2 separate regions of the Mus musculus genome follow, and region 2 is linked to region 1. A link is a loop called in an ENCODE intact Hi-C map of the cell type or tissue named here. Cell type or tissue: gastrocnemius. All regions are shown on one strand. Links, peaks and the distances in the headings refer to the core of each region. The heading gives the core; the rest is flanking DNA. Region 1 overlaps Nup98 (nucleoporin 98). Region 2 overlaps Nup98 (nucleoporin 98).

What was found. Hi-C counts contacts between places; a loop is a spot of excess contacts. Peaks named below come from ENCODE experiments on the same cell type or tissue, not always from the same donor. Only the 100,000 strongest peaks of a DNase experiment are listed, where the experiment ranks them.
Region 2: it touches region 1 in a loop (2.3-fold over the local background); 15 of 42 quality-filtered maps call a loop at or near these places.

The regions. Positions count from the first base shown.
Region 1 is chr7:102,176,131-102,178,932 of GRCm38, forward strand. It overlaps Nup98 (nucleoporin 98), which reads right to left. Exons shown (of 33, transcript NM_001287164.1): 11 at 183-275. Among named protein-coding and RNA genes, the nearest start is that of Nup98, 33 kb to the right of the region's middle. In gastrocnemius, for the core only: no CTCF peak of the experiment used is centred there; no DNase peak of the experiment used is centred there.
Region 2 is chr7:102,118,889-102,121,690 of GRCm38, forward strand. It overlaps Nup98 (nucleoporin 98), which reads right to left. Exons shown (of 33, transcript NM_001287164.1): 32 at 1,871-1,982; 33 at 512-1,783. The coding sequence ends at 1,566. It also overlaps a transcript of Art1 not described here. Among named protein-coding and RNA genes, the nearest start is that of Chrna10, 3.6 kb to the left of the region's middle. In gastrocnemius, for the core only: no CTCF peak of the experiment used is centred there; a DNase peak (open chromatin) is centred at 1,665.

The DNA of each region.
Region 1 (2,802 bases), core at 185-2,684:
ATACATTTTGTGAACTTAATATAAATGTGCTAACCTAGTAAAATATTAAGTGATGGAAATACATTAATAAATCTATTCATAAAAATGAAAAAAATTAAGCCTCTTATTTATAAGCACATGAGATAATAAAAATCAAACTCAAGATATTTTACTTCCTAATATTCATGCAATCATTTTCTTACCTGTTCCAAATCCTGTACCAAGTCCAGTTCCCAAAGTTCCAGCTGCTGGCTTACTTCCAAAAATACTGCTCCCACTGTTATTTGTGCCAAACCCTAAGCAGATAAAAGAATAAGTGGATTGTAATTTTTAAATTCTCAATTTTCTTTAAAAGGGGGTTTTAACACAAAGATAATTGTTCTTAAATTATGCATCTTTAGGTTATAATATTAATAAACCCCAAATTATCAGCTAATGTAACTTGTTAAAAAATTCTGAGACCTGAAAACAAGTCTTTGTATTTACTTAACTGCATCTTTATGCTGATATATCAATTCAGCATTAAAGCAACACACACAGGCTTGATATTTGAGCTTTGTTAAGGCTTTCAAAGTCAGTACACATGATTCAGGTTTACTAACAAACAGAAAAATTCAATCCCACAAATTTTCACTAAAAAAAAAAAATAAAAGTTTACTGAATCTAAAGGAATAGAAAATGACCCATAAAAATCTTTCTAGCAATTTTTGTTTTAAACTGATAGATCTCACATGGCAGCAATGTATGGCTGATTATGTGAGGTGATTTAACAATGCCACACTTAGTAAATTCATAGGCTCAGTCAGATAGCTACTTTTTCTTTCCTTTAACAAGTTTTGGTATTCCTTTTGACAAAACAAATAAATGCATCATTAATCTCTAATGCTAAGAAATGATCAATCATAGACCAGAAAAGTCTTGTTTTTAACATATGCAGTCATATAAAAATTATCATGGAAGCTCAGTGTGATGGCTCATGCTTGCAATTCAACCTCTTTGAAGGCCAAGGCCATCGCATAGCAAGACACTGTCTATAGAAGGGAGAATAGGTAGAGAAGAAATAAAACCTCAGCAGTAAAGAGAGTACTCTGACGTCGTTGACAGAATCACTAAGGGGATTATACTTTGTTATGTCACTATCTGGTTACTATCAGTGAAAACCATCATGAAGCTGAAGAATATAAAATCTGAAACCAAGCATATTTCTGCCATTTTAAAATCTAAGCATGTAATCTGATTTAATCTCAACAAGTGATCTATGTGTTTGTTAAGTTTTTCTTGAATTGTGCTATTAGCTACCTACCATACATACTGTTTTGCCCACTCAGGCATAATCAAAAAAATTTTTTTAAAAAGAAAATGTACTTAAAGATGCTTTCTCTTTTAATTAGAAATTAACAAGAGGGGCTGGTGAGATGGCTCAGTGGGTAAGGGCACCCGACTGCTCTTCCGAAGGTCCAGAGTTCGAATCCCAGCAACCACATGGTGGCTCACAACCATCTGTAATGAGATCTGACTCCCTTTTCTGGTGTGTCTGAAGACAGCTACAGTGTACTTGCATATAATGAATAAATAAATCTTTAAAAAAAAAAAAAAAGAAATTAACAAGAATGGATGGATCATAGTCCTGCAACAGAAAATAAGCTATTCAGGGTCTACCTTAAACCCATAGAAGATATCTGAGTGCCAACTTACACTGTTTATACCACACATTTCCTCTGATTCTCCCTGCCTATTTTACTTCAAAACAATTCTGCTAACTAAAAGTAATCTTAATACACTGTACAGTTAGTGAGGCATGCCAGATAAAGATGAGACCTTGTATACTGAGAAATCAGTGAACACTAGGATAAATACCTTCTTACAATAAAAACACTTACAATGTGGTGGCACACAACTTTAATCCTGTAACTTCGAGGGGGAAAAGCGGGTGGATCTCCTGAGTTTGAGGCCAGCCTAGTCAATATAGTAAGTTCCAGGCCAAACAGGGATCTTACAATAAGGTCCTATTCTCAACAACAAACAACCACAAAGAAACAAGAAAATCCTCCCAGAAAACTGGCCATCTGTACAGTCTGTACAAAACCCCATCATTAAAAAGTAAAATCCCCCTGACCACAAAACACCAAAACAAAAAATGAACAAAAACATTTAATTCTAAACATTACTTATATCACAAATAAAGCTTTTTATTAAAAATGTATTTTCAAAAGTAATGAAAACAGTCACTTAAAAACATTGAATCTTAAGCCAGGTGCCGTGGCACACGCCTTTAATCCCAGCACTTAGGAGGCAGAGGCAGGCGGATTTCTGAGTTCAAGGCCAGCCTGGTCTACAAAGTGAGTTCCAGGACAGCCAAGGCTACACAGAGAAACCATCTCGAAAAAACAACAACAAAAAAAGAATCTTTTCTGTTTTTAAAATTTTACTTATTTCCATTTCATGTGCATTGGTGTTTTCTGTGTGAGGATGAGCGATCCCTCACACGAGAGTTACAGTTACAGTTGAGGACCTGGAGTTACAGACAGCTGTGAGCTGATATGTGGATGCTGGGAACTGAACCCTTGGTCCTCAGGAAGAGCAGCCAGTTCTCTTAACCACAGAGCCATCTCTCCATCCCAGGAGCATAAAATCTTAATGGTTGATAGGTCTTTGGAAGGGTCATAAAAAAAGATACACAGAATAAATATGGTATTAAAATTTCAGCTAGTGAGCTGAGCATGATGGTGTACATCTATATAGTCTGACTACCTGAGAGCATAAAGCAAGAAAAGTGCCTGAGTCCAAGGCTACCTGGGCAACAGGTCAACTCACCTCCTCATG
Region 2 (2,802 bases), core at 165-2,664, 57 kb before region 1:
GGGACAAGGAAGTTACTGATTGATAAATACTACACACAAATTTATGCACGTAGATTCTAAATTGAAGTTGTTCATCTGAATATACTTTTTGTTTTTCAAGGCAGGGTTTCTCTGTGTAGCCCTGGCTGTCCTGGAACTCACTTTGTAGTGGTGAATACATACAGGCAAACCACAATACACATAAAATATTAATAAATTCAGACAAAGACAAAACAAAACCAGAATGCTGGAAATTCAGAGTGGGAGTGATGGATATGATCAAAATACACGTAAACATGTATCCATGAGAGTGCTGCCAGGCACATACAGCGCACTGGGATTACAGATGTGTGCTAACAACACAGCTTGCTTTATCAGGAGTCTGAGAACTAAACTTGGATTGTCAGACTTGTGTGGTTAGTGCTCTGACCCTCTGAACTCACTCCTCAGCCCCTCGCTCGCTCTTTAACTTAGGATCGGTTTCTTCTCAGAGTCTCCAAAAACACAAAGAGAAAGTCAATACCACCAGGAATACTATAAACATTTAATTTTATTTTTTTAAGAAAGTACTTCAGAAAGAGGAAAATAATCTAGATCATTTATATATATATATATATTTTTTAATAAAAACCTTTACATAATCTTCATGCATAAAGACCAAGGGGTGGCCATATTGTCTGTGACAGCCCCAAATATCAGCTGTTTCAGGCTAGTACCTGGGACTTCCTATAGCCAGCAGCAATGTGGTAAAGGCCTTCTCTATTTGCCCCTAGGGCGCATCCAGACCTGTCTCAGTGACAGTTTTATCTTCTTGGAAATGTTCTTGGCTAGATGGGAGGGCAGGGAGGAACATCCTTGACATTCTTCATCTAAACTCCTCTGGCAAATCGAAGACGACGACGACTGATGATCAAGGGCCTGAGCGAATCTGGAGCTTCTCAGACTGGTTCTCGGTGGCTTGGGGCCACTGCGCATGATAGTATGGTGTCCAAAGGATACACAGGGCATGAGTAAAGGCCTTGAAGATCTCTACCTCTATGGCAGACAGCCCTTCTATCTTAAATTTACCAAAGAACAAGGTCCAACTCTCTTTTGACTCCAAAATCCACCGTTACTGAGAAATCTACTTGAGGGACAAATCTGTAAGGAAGGTCAGTCAGTCATATGCCAGATGTCTGTCAAACAGTCACGGTACAAAAGGATCGCAGTGGTGGAGGTTAGATGCTGGCATGGGGTGAGAGCCAGAACGCTGGGTGTGGAAAAGAATTCCCTAGGTTTTGGGAGGTTCTGCCAAAGAGGTTTTATTGACCATTTTTCAAAAGAAAAAAAAAAAAAAAAAAAAGAAAAAGAAAAAAAAAGGTCTTGAGGTTGATAAATGGAGACCTGTCTTCTTTGTTGTTGTTCCAGAAGCCCTTATGAGCTATTGTAGGCTATGCTCAGTATTAGGAAAACCCCTGAATAACTAGAAGATGCAGCAGAAAGGAATGGAGGATTCCCAGAGATTGGCAAAGTGTCAACTAAAACAGTGCTGGGGACTGTGGTGTGGCGAGTGTGAGTGGGCATGAGTGTGGTGGCAAGAGCCAAGCTCACTGGCTCCCAACAGTCAGTTCTCGAAGGTAGGACTGGGTAAGGCCTCGCAGTTCCTCCAAGGCGTAGTCCTCAGGCATGGGGAGCCTGCCAATGTGGGGAGCCAAAAGACGCAAAGGGACTCGCTGAGGGTCTGGCGTTGAGTTGGAGGTGGCATCAGGAGCATGCTGAAGGCTCAGCACTACCCGCAGTAAGTTGGCTACCCGCTTGGCCATATCTAGACAGAAAAAACAGAGTGAGTGCTGAGAACGTGGCACTGGTGTGGGGTGAAATAGCCATGAATGAATAAAGCCCACATGCTAACCTGATTGAGCCAGGCGATCCTTGGCATTGTAACACGGAATCTGTTCTATCCGATTGCACAGTGAAGTCACTTTGGTATGTAAGTGCTCTAGTTCATAACCTGAGCAATCCACCTACAGGAAAACAGAGAAACCAGTAAGGATAAAAGAAATTTCTCCCTCACATGCCTTTAATCTCAGCACTTCAACGCATCTCTGAGTGTGAGGCCAGCCTGGTCTATGAAATGAGTTCCAAGATAGCCAGGGCTATAAACAGAAACCCTGTCTCAAAAATCAAAAACAAAACAGTACCACCACCAAAACAAACAAACAAACAAACAAACAAACAAAACCCCACGTATACTTCAATCCCACTCATAGATGACACAAAATCTTAGGACATTGATAGGAGGGGAGAAAACCCACGCTACCAACATATCATCTAGTTGCTAAGGACAGGGCACTAACAGTAACATAAGGGAAAGAACACAGAGCCTGTGCTGCACAGGTCTTGAGATCATGATTCACAAACCACAAAGTCTTTACACAACACCAAAATACCGAGGATAAATCTATGACACTCAGAGACACACATGTAATAAGAGGTGACATTTAAACCAGCATTTATGTCTCTTTATTCTAAGGTCTAAAACAGTGCAGGATCTACTCATTTATACACTCTCCTGATCCATCCCTATGGTTCCAATTATAGTCATTGTATTGATTTCTAAGTCCTTAGTTCAAGCCCAATACAACAATCTTCCATTCCTGTGCCACACCCCTTGCTGAAGCTTGGACCATCATTACTTCTCACTCAAACACCTTAGGAGCTTCGCCACACTACTGTGTCACACTCTATAATCATTTGTTTTTTGAGATACTGTCTTGCTATGTAGCCCCAGCTGGCCTAGAACTCCCTCTGCACCCCAGGTTGACCCCAGAGTTGCCATTACCC